2 separate regions of the Mus musculus genome follow, and region 2 is linked to region 1. A link is a loop called in an ENCODE intact Hi-C map of the cell type or tissue named here. Cell type or tissue: heart. All regions are shown on one strand.

The links. Hi-C counts contacts between places; a loop is a spot of excess contacts. Peaks named below come from ENCODE experiments on the same cell type or tissue, not always from the same donor. Only the 100,000 strongest peaks of a DNase experiment are listed, where the experiment ranks them.
Region 2: it touches region 1 in a loop (4-fold over the local background); 2 of 42 quality-filtered maps call a loop at or near these places.

What each region holds. Positions count from the first base shown.
Region 1 is chr10:60,656,236-60,664,235 of GRCm38, reverse strand. It overlaps Cdh23 (cadherin 23 (otocadherin)), which reads left to right. Exons shown (of 71, transcript NM_023370.3): 3 at 6,898-6,969. The coding sequence starts at 6,903. Among named protein-coding and RNA genes, the nearest start is that of Gm51803, 27 kb to the left of the region's middle. In heart, no CTCF peak of the experiment used is centred here; a DNase peak (open chromatin) is centred at 4,385; H3K27me3 peaks cover 682 bases.
Region 2 is chr10:60,573,982-60,581,981 of GRCm38, reverse strand. All of the region lies in intron 7 of Cdh23 (cadherin 23 (otocadherin)), which reads left to right. Among named protein-coding and RNA genes, the nearest start is that of Gm51803, 110 kb to the left of the region's middle. In heart, no CTCF peak of the experiment used is centred here; a DNase peak (open chromatin) is centred at 4,421; H3K27ac peaks cover 678 bases.

The DNA.
Region 1 (8,000 bases):
CTCCACTGTGTGAATGTGCTAGGTTTTGCTTATCCATTTGGTCAAGAGCAGTTGGTGTTTGGTAGGTCCAACCTTTTGCCTATCAAAGTCATACTGTTCTGAAAACTGGTGTACAAATATCCCTCTACGTTTGGGACCAAGAGTCTGACTAGCCACAGTGATGGCTAAGAGAGGAACGGAGCTTGGTGAGTTGAAGGCAGGAATCTGATAATTCAAGGGAAGGAGGAACACACTTCTGACTGGAAGTGTGGAAGCTGTTCACTGACTGACTGACTGCATGGATGGAGATACATTTTCTCAGATGAGAAAGGCAAAGACAGGAGCCTCAGAGAAGAGACAAGATTGCTGTGTCTTCCAATGGGAACCCATGCTCGTGGGCAGAGATGCTGCTTGTAGGACGAGGAGGGTCTGCTGGCACAATGGCCCTGGGTTGCTCCCTCATCCCATGCTGGGACAGATGCCTGCAATGATGTAGGGAAGGAGGAGGGATGCTAAGGACACCCTTCCAGGAGGATTCAGGATGGTGCCACGTGGCACCAGGGCTGTGCCTGGAGAGCAGGGCTGGACACGTGAGGTGAGGCCCGCGGTGCTCCGAGGAGAGGAGCCCAGACCAGCACACTGGTGACTGGCATGGGAGGTGTCAGCAAGGCGCCATGCCTGGCCAGACTCTGCAGCCTGCTCATCTTGGCTGAAGCATGGGAGAGGAAGAGGTTGGGTTCGAATAGCTTGGTTTTGCTCTTATAACTTGATGATGGCTGTCAGGAGCCTCTGGTATCTTTCTAGAATAGGCAGAAAGAGCAACGGCCTTGTGGTGTCCTGACTAGGACTGTAATGTGGCTTACAGTGCAGGCCTTAGAGCAGTGATTCTCAACCTGTGGGTCCTCTTGAGGGATTGGGGGTGGGGTGCAGAGGGGTTGAACGACCCTTCCACAGGGGTCACATATTAGATATTTACATTATGATTCATAAAAGTAGTAAAATTACAGTCATGAAGTAGCAATGAAACTAATCTTATGGCTGGGAGTCACCATGATATGAGGCACCGTACTAAAGGGTGGCAGCATCAGGAAGGTGGAGAACTGCCTTAGGTGTATTTCACAGCAGCTGCCTTGTAATCCAGCTCCTGAGTCCCAGTACCTAATCATGTGTGTGTGGATTTGGGAGTGAGAATCTATCAGAGTTTCCTTTATCAAAATGAAATGTTAAACAATAACCTATGGGGCTGTCATCAGAGCCCTGGCTCAGTTACATTGCTCCCTGTGCTGCCTAGTTTTGTGTCAACTTGACATGAGCTTGAGTTATTTGAAAGGGGGGAACCTTGATTAGGAAAATGCCTCTATAAGATTCAGCTGTAAGGTTTTTTTCTTAATTAGTGATTGATGGAGGAGGACCCAGCTCATTGTGGGTGGTGCCATCCTTGGGCTGGTGATCCTGAGTTCTATAAGAAAGCAGGCTAAACAAACCAGGGGGAGCAAGGCAGTAAGCAGCACTCCTCCATGGACTCTGCATCAGCTCCTGCCTCCAGGTTCCTGTCCTGTTTGAGTTCCTGCCCTGACTTCCCTCAGTGATTGGCTATTACCTGGAAATGTAAGCTGAAATAAAAAACCCCTTTCCTTCCCAAGTTGCTTTGGTCATGGTGTTTCATTACAGCAATAGTGACCCTAACTAGGGCACATCCTTACACTGAGATACTCTTCAACTCTTGAACAGGGTGAGATAGGCAGCCTCCATTCAAACTGTACCTATAGTGTCAGCTACTGTGACGGCTTAGGTGGGAAGACCTATAGAGTCTTGGAGTTCAAAGCCAGCCTGAACATTAAAACAGCTTCTCTAAATCATCCATTCATACATACATACATTTATCCATCTGTCCATCCATCCATCCATCCACCTATCTACATTTATCCATCCATCCATCCATCCATCTGGGAGTAGAATGTGGACACTGTGTGGTTTTATTTATTTGTTTTTACCAAGTGTGTAGGTGTACATGTTTGTAACATGGAATACCAGAGATCAGCTTCAGGTGTCATTCCTCAGATGGTGTCCACTTTGGGTTTTTGCTGTTGTTTGTTTCTTTGTTTTTGAGACAGAGGTCACCACTTAGGCTAGCGGACTAGCCAGGGAGCCCCAGGGATCCTCATGTATTTTCCTTGCCCATGCTGAGATTGCAAGTGCCTGGCTGTTTGAAAAGAAATGTGGCTCTGGTGGTTGAATTTAGGTTCCCATGCTTGCATGGTAAGTACTTTACTAAGTTATCTCCCTATCCCCTAGGTGTTTAAAGATGTGTGTGCTATGGTATGCACATGAAGTTCAAAGGACAACCACTGGGAGTAGGTTCTTTGCTTAAAACATGGGGTCTGGGGACTGAACTGGGGTTGTCCAGTATCTTTACCCTCTGAGCTCACAGGCCTCCTCTGTATTTTGTTAAGAGAGGGAGCACATGTGGGCTTAATGGCTTTAATCCCAGCACTCAGGAGGCAGATCTCTGAGGTGGAGGCCAGCCTGGTTAACAGATCGAGTTCCAGGACAGCCAAGATTACACAGGGAAACTCTGTGTTGAAAAACCAAAAGAGAGGCTGACTGATGTGTCTGTGGGTGACACCTCAGGGAGCCCTGGAGCAGCAGGGATAAGACTTCACTAGTAGGAGTGTTAGCTTCCTGCTCTGTTTCTTTTTTTCCTAGTTATTCACCATGCCTGTAGAGTGCTACAATGTATGTAAGAAAGATACAATGTATGTTTTGCTGGATGAATTCACAATGAGTTTTGACAAAGGGCAGGTAGAAGGCTCAAAGTCTTGATTGGAAGATACTAGGCAGACTGTTTCATCCTCTCTTGGGGTCTCAGGTAAGACCCCATCTACCACCCCATCTACCCCTGCTGGTTCCTAAGCCCTTGATGAGAGTTTTGGGAAAGGTGCAAGGTCAGAATGGCTGTGTCCCTCCTTTTTGCCTACACTCTGGCCTTCAAAGTGTGGTCACGGGTGACCAGTATTGGCTCGTCCATGAACGGCCTTCAGGACGTCATTGGCAGGCACCACACATGTACGAGCCTCTTGGTGTGTGGTGACGTGACTAACCCCTGCATTGGGTTTGATTTCGGCAGCATGTTGCCATTCAGAGTTGAGTGCATCTGATTTTAAGGGAATTCATAACAGTTCCAACTAAATCGTGGTACCCTGCTGTGAAAATCTCTCCTTCCTGGGAAAGCAAACTGCTGCTCAGCCGCCCCCCTCTGCCCCTTCCCTCCTCCTGTTCTGCTAGCCTTTCCCCCTGCTCGCTGGGGTAAGGGAATACTGGCTCTTGTCAAAATGTGGTTCTTCCCTTTTTGTGGTGGAGGCTTGGGGTGGGGGTGGGGAATGAATGGGAGCTGCAGATGATGGTCACCCTGCCTAGAAATCAGGTCTGTTTCCCAAAAGATGGAGGTGTAGCCAATTGTCATCTTAGAGAGGAGCCCCTAGACTGGGAAGTCCGGCTACCGTGGCCTTTCTCTGGTATTTTAAGGGGTCTGTAGGTGTAATGGAAAGATCCCTTCAGATTAGCAAGGAATGTAACTTCCTTCAGCCTGGACAATGGATGGGGGACAGGATGGGGGAGACTTTAGGGTCAGGCTAGGGGCCCCACCTGGATAATTAGCATTTTGTGGGTGCTCTCCTTGAAAGTTACAGAGAGCCCAGCCTCTGTATTGGTATGTGTAGATATATGTATGTGCACATAAGCATGTAAGTTGGTGTGTGTGTGTGTGTGTGTGTGTGTGTGTGTGTGTGTGTATGCATGTATGTGGTATCTGAACATGCTTTTCCTCTGACTGTTAGTCTTCAGCTGGGGCCATGCTGCAGACCTGGGTCTTGTCTGTAAGGCCTGGTGTGGGCAGTTCTGTGCTCATGTGCACCCCTTTGGGGAGGTGCTGTGGGGAAAGACAGGAAATCCTGGGGTCATGCTGTGGAGTCAGCTTATCCCAACTGGGAACTCCAGGTTCAGTGAGAGACCTTGTCTCAAACAATACGGCGGGGAGCAATCGAGGAAGACATCAGTAGTAGGATTCTTGCTTCTATAGGCACGGTCATGTGTGAGCACATCTATGTATATACCCCCCACCCCAAACACACACACACACACACACACACACACACACACACACACACACACACACACAAGAAGCAATACATGCAAAGAAAGGGAGTCACAGAGGATAGTATGGTGGCATACTAGGCGCATGACTCACCCCAGGGTGACTTTTCCTAGCGACAATCTCATCATCTGCAAATGGAGGCAGGGATACTTCTTGTTGAGGTACTTGGGAAGACTGAGTAAAGAGACACCAGTAAAAACCTCTGGCTGGTGGAATCATCTCACGGCGGGTCCTTAGCTTCCTTCCTCCCTCTTTGTGTGCGCCACAAACTTCCCGCAGCTCCCAGCAGCACGGTGTGAATTCCCCAGCTATTTCTGGGTGATGTTCCTAACAGATGTTTAATTCTCCTAACATCTGGTCCAGGAAAGCAGATTCTTTTTCTTCCTAAAGACAGCCACTCACAGTGAGGCATCAGCTTGTCACTCAATTGCCTTGTGCCTCGGTTTCTCCAGTTGTAAATCAGGGATAATGTACGTGACGCTGCCTGGCTTCTTTTTGGGATCCGGTGGATAATTTGAGGTAACAGATGGAACATTTAGAAAGTGCTCAACCTCACCGGTAGTTAGGGAAATGCAAATGCGAGTGAGGGTGACAGGCCGTTTGTCACACATCCGATTGGCGGCCATTTACAAAGAGGGATTACATGCAGGTGGGACCCTGCTGCACACCTGGGGAGGGACTGAGAGTTGCTGCCACCATTCCCAAAAGGCAGGCATACACCCTTGGGGTTTGTGTTTAATTGACCTAGCAATGCTTTGGCTGGAGGATCACATCCCTGGAACTAGCAGAGCCCTGACATAGGTAGGTGGACAGAGGGGAAAAGCTACAGTAGCCTTGCCTGTAGGGGAAAGAATCCAGACTCATGTCAGAGGGGACAGCTCTCTCTAAGGCAGGAAATCCCTGCTCGGCTATTTGTAGCTCCTGAGGGAAAGGAGACAGTCATATAGGCCTGGAGGGTCATCTGTGAATGTCATGGAAGAGAGTGGCTTTTACATTTTAATTAAAATTTTTTTCAGGGTTGTATATGAAGCCCAGATCCTTTCATATGCTAGCTAGGTTGCTTTACCACTGAGCCACAATGAGAGACTCTAGGCTGACTCTTTACTTCTGAGCCCCTCTGCTCCCCCTGACCGCCCCACCCCCCGTACTGACCAGGACTATACCACTGAGCTATAAACCCTTGGCCCCCACTAGTGGATTTTCTGGGTAGGCATTGTACCTCTCTGAGCCATACCCTAGCCCCTCACTAGCAGATTCTAGGCAAGCTCTCTCCACACGCCTGGCTTACAAGTTACCACTGAGATCAGCAGTAGTCACAGAGATCCAAGCCATTACAGAGCGGGAACCCACTGCGAAACGCAGAGGGGGTAGGGGGATGCCTGTCAGGCCAGCGGCCGCGCTTCTTGTTGGATGGATCATGCTTGCCTTATGAAGTAAGTGCTTCTTCTCAGGGATGGAATTATCTACCAATATTTAAGTGTCCAATTCATATCAAAACCCAACTTCTAGACGTTTTACTAACTCAGAAGCTCCATCCAGCCTGGACTCAAGGCCCCACGGTAGGCTGGTAGCATGAGGTTTCACAGGGGGGGAAGGGCTGAGGAATAGAAGAGAGACCGTGTCATTGTGACATGCAGCTCAGAAACACTTCCTCCCCACACAGCCATCTACTTACGCGATGAGCGTGTCTTAAGAGCTCACAAGAGGAAAACCAAAACTGTCCATGAACCATTGTGTGCCGTAGGTTGTGGTATTTGTGGGAATCGCCTCGCTGTCTGCTCGGGACATGGGCTGAGTGAGAGAAACCGTTTCTTCCAGGGCTGAACTGGGGAACTGGCCACCAATATTGGTAGATATGGCCAGTCATCACAACCCTTCTGGCCAGTCATGAATGGTGGAGGGGAGCCATCTACTGTGTCCCAGTGCTGACTACACAGCCTGGGGGGAATCCCTGAGAGAGGTAGCTGATGGCTGTCTCCTGAGCCAGGGATGGGTGAGGCCTCTGAACAAGACACCCAGTGGGTACTCACTGAAGGGTGATGGGTGCCTGCCGTGCCCCACATTCCCTGACTCTGTAGAGAGCTGGGTATAGGCTGTAGCAAGGTCTCTATCCTGTGCCCCTCATATGGAGGGACCCTGACCATGCTGTGATGGGTGGGAAGGAGTGGCCCTCCCCTAGCCTTCAGGGACAGGGCCTTCCTCACTGACATCACATCTTTCCAGAGCCCAGCTCCAGGCTACCACACAGATGGGTTGTGGTTTCTCTGTGAGCCTCTTTGGACACCATGACCCGAGTTTTTCCCTCACCCTCCTGGGTTAGAAGATAACACGATGCACTTGAGAAAGCAGAAAAAGGCTGTTCCTTGGGGGCTAGGCGGCTTGGTGAGCTTTTCAGACCCGTCTTCCTGATTAACACCATACTTGACCCTTTTCCCGAGCTGGCTGTGCTATGCTTGCTGTTATGTTGGATCTGCGTTCAGAGGGCAGAGGCAGCAGTCTGAACCTTGAACGTGTCCCCAGCAAACCCTCCGTGCCTGCCCTGAGCTTTGCCTGCTATATCAGTCCTAGTAAAGCCTGAGTCCTCCCAGCCCTCTGCAATCCATCCAGACCCGGACAAGGCTGCAAGTAGTGGCCCAGACCCTCTCCTCCTGGGAGCCACTCTATTTTCCCCTTCCCAAGTTGTGCTTTCCTGGGGCTGCTGAGGTGGGGTTCTGGGGGTTCCTGAAGTTTATATCTCATGTGCATCTCCTTGTTTGTGTTCCCAGGAGCCATGAGGTACTCCCTGGTCACTTGCTATGCTGTGCTCTGGCTTCTCATGCTGGTGCCTGGATCCTGGGGTAAGTGCCATTTCTCTTTGATAATGCCAGCCAGTGCTTGGGAGGCCAGGCTGCAGGTTACTCGGGCCAGCAGCCTGGCTTCATGCTCTAGGCCCCCAGAGAGTGAATGAAGACAGATTTCCCTTTCTGGGCCTCAGCTACCTCCTATAGCTCACATAGGGCTGAAAATACTGGCTGTCCCCAAGGCTCAGTCCCACGGGGAGTCTTGAGAAATTCTTAGGTTCCATGATCTATAGCCATGAACTGTCCTAGACTGAGGAGATTGGCTGCAGTTCTGAGTACCTACTGTGTGATGCTGTGTGCATAGTATGCTACCTCTAGGGAGAAAAGACATCAACTTCCATGCCAGGGGTTTGGTCCAGTAGGGAAGGTTGAAGGGAACAGGGTACAGTACAGGACATGCTCATGGGGACATCCCTGGCTCTAGAGAAGTCTCTCAGAAGACAGGAGGGAGCCATCTGGCCAGGTGAGAAAGCTGTTTATCTTGCCTTTGAGACTAATAGTCATTTTAGAAGAGCTGGTGTGTGTGTGTGTGTGTATATGTGTTTGTGTATATGTGTGTATATCCTGGTCATGTGTTGGGTGTGGAGCGGGTGGTGGTAATGCCTGTGGATACCCAGAACTCAGGTATGTGATAGCCCAGAGCTGTCCTTCTTATAGGAATCTCTCCCCTCCCCCAGTGCCACAGGAGCACACCAAGAAGGTCTGGGCACTTTGTCTTTGCTCCTGGGGTAACAAATAGAAAGGAACATGGAGACTCTACTGAAGGAAGGCCAGGACTGTAGGCATGTCGTGCAGGATCCCCCAGGGATCAGGGTGTCCTTGGAGAATGGCTATGGGCACCGCGTGCCTGGCGACGCAAGCAAGCACATTCCCATGGGGCTCTCTCTGCTGCTTCACTCCAGGGAGGTGTGGAGCTCTGGAAGACATTGCTGCCTCCCACTAGCACCTGTTGGAGTTCGCTAGCATCCTGCTGTGAAGAGAACCTTCTCTCCTTGTCCCCTCCTTGTTTCCTCCTGGAATAACCCCAG
Region 2 (8,000 bases), 82 kb after region 1:
CCATGCCACTTTGACCTGGCTCCCCTGCCCTTGTCCCCGCTGTAGGGGCTGAGCCCAAGCATGTCTTCCTCCTGGTGGTAGAGATGGGTTCAGCAGCTGGACCTGAGCTTGGGAGATTGGTGCCACCTGTAACAGCCTCAGGGGCAGTACAGACATCGATGGGCAACAGATACGGGGCCCCTCCTGATCACAGAACCTCCTTCCTGAGGGCACAGGAATGCTTCCTGCTGAGCACAGGGCCCCCTCCTACAGCAATAGGGCCCCCTTCCTGCTGGGTTCCCCATCTGCAGGTAGTGGCTGAGGTATATAGAGTTCCCAAAGATGGAATGGCTGCCACCCACAGGGCCCCTCTCTTTGAGGAAGGAGGAGCAGGGCCCACTCACCATCACCTCTAGACTTTAGCCAGCCTCTGTTCCCATGGCTTGTCTCACACATAGCATATTAGGACTTACCAGTGGGTTGAAGATAATAAGTCTGTCTAACAATCTGTAAGGACCAAGTCTAGGAGTCCTGGGTATAGGGAAGGTTGAATAACTGTAGCAATGATGTTCTTCATCTGTTTATGTCCCTGCCACAGCCAGCTGATGACATGGGAATTGCATCTTCATTGTGTAGACCTCTTCGAGAGAGTCAACATCTGGGTCATAGCAATAGGCTTAGGGTTGTTCCCACATCTAAGCTAGGCACTGCCTCCAGAGAGACCAAATTAGCTACTTATATCACACAGCAGACCTGGGCTCTAGAGCCACTTACTGCTTCTTGTGGGTCACAGGCCTGGGCAGTGGCATGGGACTCACACCACACCAGGGAACCATGCCCGGGGTTCCCAAAAACCTGCAGGGATAGCCAGGGTTTAGGAGATAGGGTTCCCCCAAGCCTCCCTAAGAGCCTTTCCTCCAGGACTGGGGTGCTCGATGCCTCCCCCAGCCCCAGAGAGCCTGCCTGGGAATGTGTTCCTGGAGAGATTGCTCTGCCTATGCCAGCGTGCACGCTTGCGCACACCTCTCCGGGTGTCCTCCCTGCCTTCTTCTGTCCCAGTGTCTCTCTCACAGGTCAGCGCCCCAGAGCGTTAAATCATGAACAAATCGGCTGCAGCCAGCAGGAGGGTAAGAGGACAGAGGGAGGGGACGTGGCCAGCAAGGCCATTAGCAGTGTGCTGGCCAGGCGGATGAGTCTCGGCTGATTGGAAAAGTGGCTGGCTGGCCTCCTCCTTCGAACACGGCTAGTCCGAGGCCTCTATGGTAGGATGTGTCTGAGACACGTGAGGACTGTGTGCCTTTCTGAGGATTCATGGAATCTGCGTGGCTTGTAGCCAGGACACCCAGTCTTTTTTTTCTGTCACGAGCACAGTGTTCAGATGGACCCAGTTCTTCCCCGACCAGTAAGATTTGGAAATGTGTCCTATGAAAGAGAAAGAGGAGAATACAACACCCAAATTGGTACAGGTCTTACTGTAAAGTCTGGCCTGAGCCACCAAGCCAACAATTTAGCTTTGCTGGCCCTGATCTTTCTCATCTTAGAATGGGGACAGTCACAAACCTTCCAAAGATTCCTGTCTGTACAAAACACTCAAGCACAGGTCTCGCCTGGCTACAGGGAGTGCTCTAGAAGCTGAGGCGGGCTTGGGGATCCTTACACGACCTTTGTGGTGGTTTGAGTAAGAATGGCCCTCCTATGGGCTCTGCAGTTGAATGCTTAGTCACCAGGGAGTGGCACTGTTTTAAAAGGCTTGGAGGTGTGGCCTTGATGGAGGACATGTGTCACTAGGGGTGGGTTTGGGGGCTTAGAGAGAGCCAGTTCTCTCTCTTCCTATGACCTGTGATCTGGATGTAGCTTTCAGCTACTGCTCCAGTATCATGCCTGTGGCCATGTTCCCTGCCATGATGATAATGGACTGAACCTTTGCAACTGTAAGCCAGCCCCAATTAAGTGCTTTCCTTTTTAAGAGTTGCTCTGGTCATGGTGTCTAAGACAAGGAGGAGGACCCCTAAAGAGTAAAGGAGACAATCTTGCTGATGACTCTCTGTAGTACTGGAGGGGTTTTTTTGGTGTGCTTTTTATCGTGCTGGACCTCTGTTTACTAATCTAAAAAGTAGGGTAGTAGCTTTCTTTGGCTATGGCAATAAAGAGCAGAGAGGCCAGTGGATCCAAAATGATAGAAGACTTAGGGACTGAGTTCCCTGGTCCTGAGTGGCCAATGCCAGGGCAAGGCTTCTGGATAACACTCCCACACCCAGGAGGAAATAGCACCCGGCATTCAGATAGGGACAGACATTATGAACTGTGCCACCCTATGGGGCCTCTTGGGACTTGGATTATAGTGTTCTTACCTAACAAAGGTCATGGGTCAGTCATGTCCCAGTGGCCAGTGAACTTGAGCAGGACACATGTTGGTGAACTTAGGTTCCAGACTCCAGAATACTCTGGCTTTACCTGGTGCTCAGAACAAGCACCTCTGGTACTGTAATCCACAGGGCCTGATAGGGGCCCTCAGCCGGGCAGGTCCATCCCTTCTGCACGGCTGGTCTCGAAGCCGGCCTGCAGCAGACACGGCTTTTTTGTTTTTGGTTAAAAAGCCTCATTGGAGCGTTATGATATTGCAATGTGAGGGTAATTGAGCTGAAAGCTATTCTCTTCCTGCAGCCAGAGCGATAGGCGTGATTGAGGTGCCGGGCCTCCCCAGCAGCCTGGGGATCCTGACCAAAGTCCCAGGCAGAAACAGAGCTGTGAGCAAAGAGGGCCTTGATTCTGGGATTTGGGGACTGCCAGGCCGGGCCTCTCCTCACTAGGAGCAGACGGCCAGGGTCCCTCGTGGGCTGGTACAGGCAGAGGGTCCCCAGTGATAGATCCTGGGAGGCTGGACTCTGGCTGTGTCCCTCATCTCCTCACCACTTCAGTTTCTCATAGGACTATCCCTCCCTCCCTCCCTCCCTCCCTCCCTCCCTCCCTCCCTTCCTCCCTCTCACATATCTTCCCTCCTTCCTTCCCTCCCTCAGTCCCCATCTCCCCTCCCCCTCCCCCACTGCTGTCTTTCTGTTGTGGAGAATGAACCAGAGCTTCTGGAATGTTAAGCAAGTGCCCCATTGCTGAGTCAGAGTCCCAGATCCTATAGGGCTAAGTTATAGGCAAGCACTGTGCTGCTGAGCCAAGCCCTTAGCCCCTCACCCTTACACAGGCTCTCTACTGTGAGCTGTACCCTAACCATCCCTGGTGGATTCTGGGTAAATGCTCTCCTTCTGACCCACACCCCAGCCCCTCACTGGCAGATTCTAAGTGAGTGTACTACCACGAAGCCCGCCCCTCTTGACCCTACTGGACTCTCTCTCTCTCTCTCTCTCTCTCTTTCTCTCTCTCTCTCTGCTTTCTGGATCTCCCCCAGATTGTACCCCACTTCCTCTAAGGTCTAGATGCCTTAGTGTTTACTAAGCCAAGTACAAGGTTACATACCTATGAGTCAACCCAGGCACCCATTTGTTAAAATACAGCCTCTGATTTTGTCTGGCTTCTAAGCTCTCAGGATGCCAAAGCTTCCGGTCTTCCGATCTCACTCTGAGGACTAAGAATTTAAGAAGCCATTAAGGCCATGGGCTGAGCGAGAGTGACCTAAATAGTCAGTGTAGGGCCCATCCGTGAGGGAGAAACTCAGTGTGACTGGAGCCTGTCCTGAGCAAGATGTCCCCATGTGGTTGTGCAGATAGCGCACTGAACAAGGAGGTGTGAGCTAGTGAAGTATAGTCATAATCATGATACTTGGCTTGAAACTGAGCCTCCTGGGACCCACTGGGTAAACTGAGTCTGAGCACAGAGGCAACCACATCCATCGCCCAACCTCCCATCTTCAGGCAGAATGTGGACAGTCAAGGAAGAGACCAAAATGCTTTGCGTTTCTCTGCCTGAATTGTTTCTGGGTAAGGGTGGGACTCACTTGGTGGAGTGCTTGCCTAGCATACACGAAGCCTTGAGTTCAGTAACTTCAGCATCACACAAACCAGGTATGTTGGCATCCTCCTGTAATCTCGGCCCCTTGGAGAGGTGGAGGCAGTAAGCCGGGAAGTTCAACAACGCTGTTGTCTACACAGTCTGAAGATAGCCAGGGCTATAAGAGACGAAAGCTGGCAGCCCAATTGTTCAGCACTCTCCTGCCCATTGCTCACTCCCAACTCTTAGAGCTGAGCTTCAGACACAAGGACAGAGGGCTGAGAGCTCCTGCTGAGGGGAGGGGAGATCCCTAATGAACAACATGCTCCACCTATTCAGCCGCATCCCTCAGCCACACAGCCGCATATACACTTGGACTTTCTCCCTGCTGGGATATTAATTATCACAAGGCTGAAGTGAGGGGCGACCATTAATATGAGCTCCCTCAGAAGCAAGGAGCTGGCCTAGGCTGGGACTTGGTGCTTATCTCTGCCGACCAGGCTTTCCGTGAACGCAGCTCCCCTGGCACAATGCCAGGCCCAGTGAGGATGGAGAGGCCCGGCTCCTCTGACCGTGCTGAGTATCCCAGCTGAGCTTGGGGCTCCCTTCCTCTACTAGAACCACAGGCTTGGCAGGATCTCTCAGCAGGCAGAGCCATTGCCACAGTGCAGGGTGGGCTTTGAGTTCACATCACACCCCTGACCCAGCCCCAAGTCGTTCTTTCCCTCAGGCCACTCTGTCAGGTGCAATAGGGATGGTGCTTGCTCTTTGATGACAACAGTGTCACTTCCTTCTTCTGTCGAAACAGTTCATTATCCCTTTCTCTCTAACCACCACCCCAGAGAACAGAGTAGCACATATAATTGCTGTTTACCGGACATATCCTATGGGTCTGGAGCTGAGCCCAGCACTTTCAAGACTTTTTATTCCTTGACCCCCTTGGAGAAAGATGTGTCCACTTCCCACCATGCATAGACAGAAGCAGAGGCCCAGAGATGATGTGGGGCTGCCTGGGGCCACAGGGAAAACTAGCATGTCCCTAACTGTGCATGACAAAATAGTACCTCATCTCAACCCATAGCTGTGACGAGTCTTGGCTCTCTGAGGTCCCCAGACCCACTCAGACATCTCCCCATTCTGAGATAATTCTTCCTAGCTTGGCCATGATGACCCTGCCTGTAATCCCAGCTATGATGTAAACAGTAGCAGGAGGCTCATGAGTTTGAGGTGAGGGAGGAGGGGGTATGCTTTCCTTCCCTTGGCACGACACTGGCCAGCCGAGTCTGTCCATCAGCAGCTCGCAGTGTTATCACTGGGTAGAATTTCCCCTTGGGTCCATTAGCACCCATCACATATGTGTCCACAGCTCACCCTCTTGTGACTAGCTTTTAAAGAACAAAGAGGCCCTGGGAGCCCTGCTATGGGGACCCTTGTCCTTCACCTCCATCCTCTTGCTAAGTAATCCTGGTCCTCCTCTTTAGGGGTCCTAACCTCAGCACCTCCCATTCAGGACTCTGAACCTTGTGTTAAGGGGCTTCCACATGCTCCACTCCTCCAGTACCAATGCATCTCCAAGATCACTGTATTTTCTTCCATTCTAAATGCCCATTTACCCTCCATCATAAGACATAGGCAATTAAGAGTTATCTTGACGTAGCCAAATTTTAACAGATGATGGTACTTTCCACCAAGCTTGTTTGATTCCCCAGGTCCCACACAGCACAAGGAAAAAGCCAATGCTTACAAGTTATCTCTGATCTCCACGTGTGCACATTTGTATGAAAACATACATACACACAAACATACACACATACACACACGCACAAATTAAATGTAAATGTAAGAATTTTTTTTCTAAATTCAGTTACTCATGGTCGTTGCCATACATACTGGCCCACTTGATCTACTTGAAGTAATCCATCTGTATCCATTATCTCTGCCTCTGGGGAGAGTGGGCAGGGATCACCCTCCTTTCTGAGGGACTAAGCTAGGATGAGTAGAGTTGGAGAGATGAGGATAGAGGAGGTACATCGCCCAATGCCCTGGTCCTCTTCCTGGCTCATAATACTCAAAGTGATACTTCCTGTGCAGGCAGGAAATCCCTGCATTTTTTTTCTTATATTGGTTCCACATCAGCTCGGTACTTCAAAGCCAGCCCCCAAGATTTTCCTGAATGTCCCAGCCTCTGAGTGTGAGGTTCAGGGGCAAAGAGGGGGAAGAGTATTCCATTTTCCCATCCATCCCCAAATTTGGTTCTTAAATATTCCCTAATTCCTAGGGAGACTTCCAAGTAAGCTGCTCTCAGAAAGAAGGAGGACCTTTTTCTGAGAGTGGACACATCCACAGCCAAAAACAGATGCCACCAGGAAGGCAGGAGGGAGTGCTAAGGCTCCTCTGGGGAGTCAGAGGGAGTAAGCTGGTCAGACTCCCTCCTTCACAGCAGCATCCCTTCCCAGAAGCCCTTGGGCAAGAGAGCTCTAATTGTTGAGCCTGCTCCCAGTAGCTGACACAGGTCTTCAGTTCCTCACAGCCCATCTGCCTCTCAAGGAAACTCTCTTGCCAACTCCCACCGAGGTGGCTGCTGAGGACAGACACCACCTGTGACCAGAGCAGCTGAGCTCAGGGATCATAATGACCACAGAGAGGAGTCCAACTGGGGCAATGACAAGCCTTTCTTTGGGGGAAACTGGATGGCAGACCAGGGGTGGTGGAGACTAGGTGGCACCCTGTGAGATGAGTTTAACTGTAAGCTAACCCTAACGTTTCTAAATCTTGAAGGCAGAGCCTGGCTATTGCACTAAAGAGTCCTGAGGTCACTGTGGGTCCCAGGTTCTAGGAGGAGACCCAGAGAACCTAGCTTTGCGTCCTCAGCCCTAAGGTCTTCTTGCTCTGAGGACTGGAGCTCTCAGACCAGAAGGGCTAACTCTGGAGGCCAGCAAGTGCTTCCTGTTGTCCCCATGTGCTGGCTCACTGTCTGTCACTCATGAGCTCCTCAGCTTATCCTGCCTTTTTTTGGGTGAGACCACATCTTGCTGTACAGTTGCCTGGCACTGCCTGACTCATAGAGGGCATGCTATGTGTGCCCAAGTACCACACACCTCCTGCAATTGGTCCGTTCCCTGCTGCCAGCCAGGGAACATTAGAGATCATTCAGCGTAGACTCCCACAGCCCCTGCTTTCAAAACACTTTTCTGCACTAATTATTTATTTAATTTCGAGGGGGTTGGTGGGTGGGTGTGGGCACCCAGGAGGTGGTCAAAGGACCAATTGTGGGAACAGATTCTCTCCTTGCCCCATGGGGATTCCAGGGACTGAACTCAGGTGGGCAAGTAGCTTTGTCCATTGGTCCTTCTCACTGACCTTTACTCTCCTTTTGAGACAAGGTGAGCCCAAGGTGGCCTAAAACGAACTCTGGAACCAAGGCAGGTTCCAAACTCACAGGAATCCTCCTGCTTAAACTCCCAAGTGCTGAGATGGCAGATGTGCCCCACTCCCACACTTGGCTTTGCCTTCCTCTTCTGTTCTCAGAGGACACAAATGTTCTTGGGACACCTCCTAGGTCCAGATCCCACCAGTCTACACCTAGCCAATTGCACTTCATGGGCAATAAACCCAGCAGATACTTATAGACTTAGTTAGTTTTTATTGCTGTGCTAAGACACCATGGCCAAGACAACTTACAGTAGAAAGCATTTAATGGGGGCTTACAGTTCCATAGACTGGGTCCCTGTCCATCATGTAGGGAGCATGGCAGCAGACTGGCAGGTACTAGGACAGTAGCTGAGAGCTTACATCTAATCTATGAGCAGGAGGCAGAAAGAATGCTTATGCATAGCCTTCTAAAGCCTCAAAGACTTCCCCTGCTTGTGACACATCTCCTCCAACAGGGCCACACCTCCTAATCCTTCCCAAGCAGTTCTACCAGTTAGGGGCCAACTATTCAAATGTGTGAGGAGATGGAGATGGGGCATGGGGCATTCAAACTACCACATTAACTTTGACACAAAACACAGCCCCCACCCTACTCCGCCCCAGCCCTCCCCACCCCAGGAATCTTTCCCAATGAGTGAGATGGGTAGATC